Linked DNA regions of Mus musculus: region 1 is linked to region 2. The links are chromatin loops, found by intact Hi-C in ENCODE. Cell type or tissue: heart. All regions are shown on one strand. Links, peaks and the distances in the headings refer to the core of each region. The heading gives the core; the rest is flanking DNA. Region 1 has its middle 110 kb from the start of Mir6238. Region 2 has its middle 320 kb from the start of Gm51482.

Evidence for each region. Peaks named below come from ENCODE experiments on the same cell type or tissue, not always from the same donor. Only the 100,000 strongest peaks of a DNase experiment are listed, where the experiment ranks them.
Region 1: it touches region 2 in a loop (5-fold over the local background); 2 of 42 quality-filtered maps call a loop at or near these places.

The regions. Positions count from the first base shown.
Region 1 is chr7:54,003,365-54,007,777 of GRCm38, forward strand. No RefSeq gene overlaps it. Among named protein-coding and RNA genes, the nearest start is that of Mir6238, 110 kb to the left of the region's middle. In heart, for the core only: no CTCF peak of the experiment used is centred there; no DNase peak of the experiment used is centred there.
Region 2 is chr7:52,390,389-52,394,801 of GRCm38, forward strand. No RefSeq gene overlaps it. Among named protein-coding and RNA genes, the nearest start is that of Gm51482, 320 kb to the left of the region's middle. In heart, for the core only: a CTCF peak has its summit at 1,642 (motif pointing right); no DNase peak of the experiment used is centred there.

The sequences.
Region 1 (4,413 bases), core at 79-4,078, 1.6 Mb after region 2:
TCCCAATTAGTTAGAAAAAAAGATTATGTCACTGTGGCAGGCTTTAAGAATAGCAAGATTTGTGCCACTTCTTGGTTGTTCTCTCTTTCTCATTGCATTTGAGGATGAGAGCTTTCAGCCTCCTACTCTTGACACCACAACTCTTACTTCCTGTCATGCCTGTCCCACCATGATGGACTCTTGCCCTTCGGCAGATATAAGTCAGGATAACCCCTTCTTCCATAAGTCATTGTAGGTCATAGTATTTTATCACAGCCACACAAATTAACAAATCCAGACCTTGTTTCTTGTTTTCCCTTTACAGTCATGCTTAACAGAAGCAATGACATTGAGTTCTCCTAACACAACTTTATTGAAAGGAGTAATAAAGCATTTCCTTGCATATATATATATATATATATCACATATCACTTTGTATTTCTCTAACAGTGCAAACATAGCTATTGATTAGGCATCAGGCTCTGTGACAGAGATGGGGACACCAAGGTTGGAAGTACAGAATGTCTTTAAAGTTATCTATGTAGGCTATCACACACTTGCTGTATTCTAGATAAAGAAGCTCTACAAGGGAAAAATTATCATGAGAATACCTATTTGTTATAGATTTAAAAAAGGCTATTGAGAAATTAATGTTAAGATAAAAAATGTGTAAAGCAGGATGCAGGATATGAATTTAAGTAGTTGGTCCTACTCCTTGTGGACACTGGCAAATAATTCCAGTGGAGTATCTATGAGCATGTCTTATACCTCACATGCCTCGTGGGTCTGATGTGTTAATCATAATCCTGCCTTCCGGCAACTCGTTGTAAACAAGGAAACTTGACATTTAAGCAAGAAAACAAAATTAATGAAAATGAATGGCCAGCTCTACAATAAATGTTTGTTACTTTATAAAAGGAAAAGCATGTTATAAAATATTTTTATCATCAAAGTACTTATGTTGCCTTTTCACATTCATGCACACTCAACTTGCAGTAATAGCATAGTGATAACATTAATTGTAGAAAGAAAATATGCTGTCTGAAAGTTATGGAGACACAAACAACCTGTGCGTGATAAACAAGCCAATAATGTAAGAAGTTGTAGCTCTCACTGTGTACACACCAAATAAGACAGCACCAACATTCATGAGTCAGACACTGCCAGAAACACTATGATATGTATAGATACTCCTGTTAATGTTGGAGACTTTATCAACACTCTAATAAGGAAGACAGGTCTCACAGCTAGAAAAACAGTGATTTCTTACTTGATCTCAAAAGTGCTGCCAAGACCTGAATACAAGCAGTGCTGTGTACAATTTCTTCCAACTACAGCACAATTCTCAAGAGCAAGAGTGGTTTCACTGGGTGCTAACTCATATTTTACAAATTGAAATATGAGAAATCACACAATATCTGCCTTTGTCTCTGTGAATATTAAAGTAGAAATCGCATCTAGAAAGACAAGCAGAAAATCTGAAATTACTGGGGGATCACCAGCACACTGTATACCTACACCAAACGCAGCAGAGCAGAACTTAAAACTGCTGCCGTAAGTCTGATGAAAGGGAAACACTCTGATCATTTAGTGAGATAGGTGCTGTACTCTTTAGGATAAAAACGACAGCATACATTTATTTCATTGTTAAAGTTTTATCTTCATCTTCAGTTTTTTCATCATTTTTTTTTTTATTTTTGTGTTTCCCCAATGTAGCAAGTATCTGACAAAGGTCCAGTTCCGGGAAACTATGTTAGAAACAAGCCACCAACGTGTCTGCTTTCAAGGATATTTTGTAAAGAATACAAAAAAAGAAAAAAGAAAAGAAAAGAAAAGAAAAAGGAAAAAAAGAAAAAATAAAAGAAACAAAAGAAAAACAAAGAAAAAAGAAAGAAAAGAAAAACAAAAAGAAAAAGAAAAAAGAAAGAAAAGGTAAAATAAAACATAAAAAGGGCTCCACAGTGTGATATTCCTTGAAAGGAGTAGCCTCATTATTAAACAATATAATTTTTTAAAAAATGAAACTGAAAGCTGATAGTGACATTTGAGGAAAAGGATAACTGGAACAAATGGTATTTTGTTCTTAAAGATTTTATTTCAGAAAATGTGTATGTTATGTATGTGAGGTGTGTGTGTGTGTGTGTGTGTGTGTTTGTGTGTGTGTGTGTGTGTGTGTGTGTGTGTGTGTGTGTGTGTGTGTGTGTATGCAGGTACCCACTCTAGCCAGACACGGGTATCAGATGAATTACAGGGAAATTGTGAGCTGTTGAATGTGGGTACTGGAAACTGTGTCTGTCCTTGGAAGAATAGTTGAAACCGTGAACATGAAGCCATATGTACAGTTCCCCAATGATGTTACTGGTGTTTTAATAGACTATTCTTACTATAAAAATGAATCAGAGGAAAATAGCAGCTATACAGAAAGGGCCCTGTCACAATTGGTTGCAGATATAAATACTGTGAGTGTGATGTGAGAGTCAGTATGAACACAGGGGTTGAAGAAGTATGCTCCAGAAACACTGACTGAATCCTTAGTGGGGAATCCCAGGGTGTGTAAGGGACAAGGTAGTAGCAAATTGCATAGGGGCTACATTTCCCAATCTCATTGTGTTGGCTATTTAATTATCAAATTGACTGATCTAAAAATCACCTAGGAGAGATGCGATCTGGCTTACTTGTGAGGTTAAAATGAAATTGGAAGACCATGTACTGTGGGTCCATGGCCTGAAGTGCCAGCCATGATAAAAAAAAAAAAAGAAAAAGAAAATAAATTCCTACCTGTGCACAAGAATTCACCTCTCTCTCTGCTTCTTACCTGTGGGTGTAAAGGGAGCAGCTGCTTCTGCTTCCTGCTGTCTTGGCTCCCTACCACAGTAGACTTTAGCCTCCAGCTTTGAGCCAAGGAAAACCCTTCTTCCCAGTACTTGGTTAGTTCTTGTCAGGTGTTTTTTTCACAGCATCCGGAGAAGTACTGATATCAGCACATTATCCTCTTCTATGAAAGTTTTAATGAAACTAAGATAGAGCATAGATCTGTATACATCAACCTGGAAGAGGACAGAAAGAGAGGAGACAGGGCCACAGACCCAGATATGGTGCCAGTGGCAGCACAGACGCTGGTATCTACATGATCTCAGCAGCAGCATACACCCTGACATTTCCAGAGCCTAAGATGGCAGTACATGCCTCACACATAGGGCTGCTCTTCACCCCCATAGCATCTCCTCTTCCTCCAACCTTCACAGCACGGACACCATCCCATTTCTCCTTCTCTCATTTCTCTCCACTACACACTTTCTCCTTATAGTGGCACAGCAGGACAGCTAGTGGGCTTCCCTCTAGGTATTAAGTTCTGAACTAATCAAGGATAACATATTGAGGGATTAAGTGATTCAGGTGTGGCATGACTGTCTGGAGTAGAAGCCCTGTCTGAGAGATTTGCTAATACTTTGAATCACTATGGAAATCTTGATGACTCAGCATCATAGTGATAAGGATTCGCTGAGCAAAACTCTAGGGAATCACACATCTCCACACACTAAACTGCTCTTCTGAAATTGTTCATTGAGCAAAAATCACTGCAGACTATTTACAGTTTTCTTTCGTAATCACCGCAATGATTAGAAAAATGTAAATTGATAATTAGACAAGGAAAACAAGATAACTGGTTTGCATGCCCAAAACATAGTCAACTCCGAATTTAAAAATTGTTTATAGTTTGCAGGATAGTTGTAAACAGCCAAACTTGACCTTTGAGAAATAATTTTAATTCAAAACAACCAACCATTCATTAATGCACTGATATCTTGAAAACTGGGTGTTTCTGAAATTTAGAAAATATAAATTCTACTTATATCTTCTATTTAAATTTATAGTATAAATTTAGAAAATATAAATTCTATTTTTAGAATAAGTAAGGCAGACAGAATGTGGGAAATATCAATTTCTTCATTAAAAAAATAGATATGTAATGACTGGCCACAATAGATTTATTTAAACAATGTATTTTATTGTTAAATATCAACATATCACACCATTCTTTAGAAGAATATGACCAAAATAGCTATGCAGTAGGAAGGGTACAGAACATAGTGCTGTCATTCACATAGAGATATTTTATCTATCATAGGAAAAGATCGATTTTTGGTTCTTTGCCTCCAGTCTCTTAGTAATGTGCTGTTAAATTCAGTACTAGAGGACATAATATGTGTGTGCTCTATGTGATATAAAGAATAAATCTGCAGTTCTTCCTCTGGAACAGACTCTACTCTGGCAATGAATAGCTAAACAATTAATTAAAATAGGCTATCACCACCCTCAGGAAGAATGAATGGAACCTAACCTTGATCCTTGGTCCACTCTCCTGGGCAATTGTTCCTTTTATGGAAGATCTAGAGGGATCTTACACTCCCTAGGAACCCCATATTCCAAAAT
Region 2 (4,413 bases), core at 139-4,138:
CAGTTTCAATACTCTTCCAAATTTGTTCAGTTTGGAGGCTTAGAGAGAAATCAAATCTCAGTGTGATTTCTCCCTTTTATTCACTTTAAGACAGTATGTCATGCTGCCTATATTTGGCAAAGGTTAACTCCTTAGATACTCTTCTCTGGAAATACATTCTGTGAGATGTACCTCTCCTAGATGATTCTAAATCCAGTCAATATTAATTATATGTAGAAAGCATTGATTATGGGCTTTTATGGAATTCCTGAGTGTGCAAAGGAGTGCATCTCTGGGTCTGTATCTGTTTCTTATGGCTTTTGTGGGCTTTTTTCCTGTTTCATTTGTTTTACTCTAATGGGTGTTTTTGTCTTACTTTCTTTTAATTATCTTCTAGAGTCCTGCTCATTTTCTAATAACAAAAAGGTGGGTGGATCTCTCTGGGAAGGGAGGTGGTGAAGAACTGCTTAGATGAGGGGAAACTGTAGACAAGATTTATATTTTTAAAAGTTTATTTTCAATAAAAGAAAAAAATCCATTTTTGATGAAAAATATTTTAATTTAAGGAATTAAAATATAATTACATTATTTCCTTCTTCCCTTTCCTCCCTCCAGCCCCCTTGATCTGGAGCCCATTTTGATCTACACAGACTCATTATAGGCAAAAAGAAAGGACCATAGCAAATTATGAACATTCCACATGTTTCCTATTTGGACACAACACACATTATTTTCATATTTTACAGCTTTAGATCAAAAGCATATTTTAGCTTATCTTCAAAGGAATAAACAAGCTGACAAATATGTACAAACACAAATACTTAAAATCATATAAACATAAACCATACAGAGCCCTTATTCAGATATATAAACCCATCCACATACATTCACCACACACACACATACACACACACACACACACACACACACACAGGCGTTCATATGTTGATGCAGACCTAAAAACACACATACATTTACCCCCACACCATATATATGCACATGCACATGAATGTGTTTCAGTACTCATAGACATATATGAGCTGATACAAATTCAAACAATCTTACAGGTGCACACACATGCACATGTTTTGCCTCTGATATAGACTAACTCACTGATTGGAGACTTTTAGTATGTAGAAGGCCATGGAAACAACTTTTCAATTATCTTTAGGAATCTGAGAAATTTGATGTATTTCCAAAATAAGTAACTCTGTGTACCATTTACTCAGTGTGCTTCTTACTGTGGAATTTCTAGGGTCACTTGGTGATTTTTAACAGACGTTGCATGTAGATTTACACTTGATTCTATGAAGTCCAGAGAAGACACCAAATGGCAGATTTCAAGAGATATTTTAAGTGAGGAGAGATCTTTCCAGCCTGATTTACATAAAACAATTAAAGAGGCTGGATCTGAGCTTTTCATTCTTTATTAATTTTCTACTGTATTTGTATAACAATCCCATGTATGTGTATTAACATTGTCTCACAACAATGTTTGAGTCAAAAATTCCAGGGTACAGCAATGGGAGATGGATTTTAAATTCACAAAACATGAAAGGGAAAAATAGTCAGCAAGTGTAGTGGGGATAATGGAAAGCATTGTGGAGTTTGGATGGTCAGCAGTTCAGCTGAATGGACAGTAAATCCTGCCACTAGGGGGCACTAAAAGGACAGAAAGGAATGTACATAGAAAACATTGGTCGTTGGTTGGTTGGTTTGGAATTTAGTAAAGCAAATGAGAAAACTTAATAATTGCTAACTACACCATTAGATACCTAAATAGGTAGTAGGACAGGAAATCACACTAGTTTTCAATGTCTTCGAAAAAGTTCTGTTCCCTGAGACAATCCAGGTTCCAGTGTGATCAGGCTGAGACTAAATTATATTGATAGATATTAATCCAGAGAAATATATTTGAGAGCTAGATGCTGCTGAGCTGTCTATATCCAGTGTGTTTGTGTGTATGAAGGTGGGGGAGTATTAAGTGAGATTTTTCAGAGGGAAAAACATGGATTATAGTACAGATAAGATAATGTGAGATTTGGACAAGGAGGGATGTATTTGTTTGAAGAGTGAGGGTGGGAATGATGAATCAGGAATAAGACAGCTATCTCAGTGCTAATAGATTGGTTAAATAATGTTTAAAGGTAAGAGTCTCTGATAGAATAAACAGCATGGAGAAGTTAGTGCTCTGTACATATATGACCCTGTATCTTTTAGGACAACCTTCGTAAGTAATCATTAAAGATTGCATCTTGTTCTTGGGTTCTCACTTCTTGTTATAATTGCTCCTGAGATTAGAAATTCACAAGCTGTGAGTTTCAGAACAACACATGCTGGGATATACAGATACATCCTCCAGGGAGTTTACTCTTATTTATCCATCCTGTGATTTAATAAGGATATAATCACTTTCTTTTATATCCAAATAGTAATGTGATTAAGATTTAGATAATATAGTCATCCAATTAACATCGCTGTAAGTGCCACACAAGATTTACTGAATGCTCATAGGAATTATGCTAAAGATGATTCTGAGCAGAGTGGAGGCAATAGCTGCTAAGTAAAGGGTGGACAGTAATGAGGACAAATTTTATTACCTATAAGAATTTGAGCCAACAACTAAAAAGTAATGAAAATATCTAAAAGAAGGTAAAACAGAAATCTGATAAAAAAGAGATTATGCTTAATAGGAAGACTTTGGTATGAAAGCTATGAAAATCGGTACCTGAGACATAAGACAAACTACAGAAAGTAGAGCACCAGTGTCAGAGACACAGTGAGCAACATCGCTAGCCTCCCCTGTATGCAAAAGATCTAAAGCCAATTCAATAATCTCTATTGTCAAAATCCTTTAATCTTGTCCCTCTCAAACCTGACACACTTCATTTATTTATTTATTTATTTATTTATTTATTTATTTATTACTGAAACACACATATATACAACTTGGATTTTCACTGACCAATTGAATAACTTTGAATGCATCCCACTTTAATACAGACTGTCCCCACACAGTTGAGATTATGGCTAACATTTCAACATTCCACCTCTGGTGTTTGATACTCACCATGGTTTGCAACATGAGGTTTACAAGAAACACTGACCAATTTTGTGAATGGTCAGGAAGAATTGAGCCTTGGGGAGATAGATGACTCATTCACTTAAAGTACAACAGTTTACACCCTATGTTAGGAAGATGCTTAAACACTAAAGAGGATGGATCTGTAGTCATTGATATCAAGTTAAGCACCATGGTTATAAGTTATCAATGAAAGGAACTGCACATTGCCATGGCTGACTGCAAACACGAGTGAGAAGCAATAGAGACCGTCAGCTTCGCTTTAGAATGGGTGAGATGTTGCTTTATTTCCCAGCATTCTGTACAGAATCAGTTAGCAGTGTGATCCTTATGAGGTGAAATCCACTTGTGTTTGAAACAAAACAGATGGCTTAGTGCCCTTGCTTTCATTTCATGCAGGCTCACACCACAGAATTCTAGCGCAAGCACCAAGTGCACACATTGCTCACTCTGAACTTGACACTCATATTCAATTTTAACAAATAATAATTAACTAGCTAAGAGAGAAACAACAGTTGCTTTCATAAGAAACTTGTACTCTGGTGGAGAAATTTCACTGATGTGCCCCCGTTCCACAGTCATGTGCTACGTTCCTTGTTATATCATTGGTCGGTGACTCAGACTAAATCCTGAGGAATGCAGGGTAATTCTGATTGTGTGGAAGAACCACAAATCACATACTGTGGTCTCAAAAACTATGAATATGGTGGGGACAAAATTGTTTTACTTCAAACAAAGCAAAAAAGCAAAAAAATGCAAGTATGCCGGAGCTCCTCTCAGGACCAAATTCCAGGATGCAATGGTGCCTAGAATTTGAGACTCAAATTCATCTCTGAGAGTTTTCTTTGCAGTTTGACTGACCTGTGTTTCTTCAGAGAATACCCTTCTCTACACAATTGAAAATGATTACAATTTGTAAGCTTTTAACATCCAGCCCTAAGAAAAAAAAGTGTTCTTTCAACTATTTGCTTTCAGTTGTTAAAAAAAAAATCCACTTTTAATGTAAGGACAAATATATTCCCATTCTAAAAGTTCTTTCTGACTTTAAAAAAAATTGACAGAACTCTTTAGAGACTCATGTTCTTAATATTGAAATACCAAAAACATAAAGAAAACTAGAAAAATGAGCCATAAACTACAATTATATTACTCTCCCTATACATTTGTAATTTTATTAGGCTTTTTTTTTTTTTTTTTTGGTCTTCTTTAACATACGAAAGTGCTTAAATATTTGCTTAGAACAACCCATCATATATTTTATGATTAATATGGAATCATTTCAAAGGATGCTGGCATGATGAAGTCATGGCTTCTCAGCTACTGTGTTTTGCTGCTGACATGCATTCTAACAG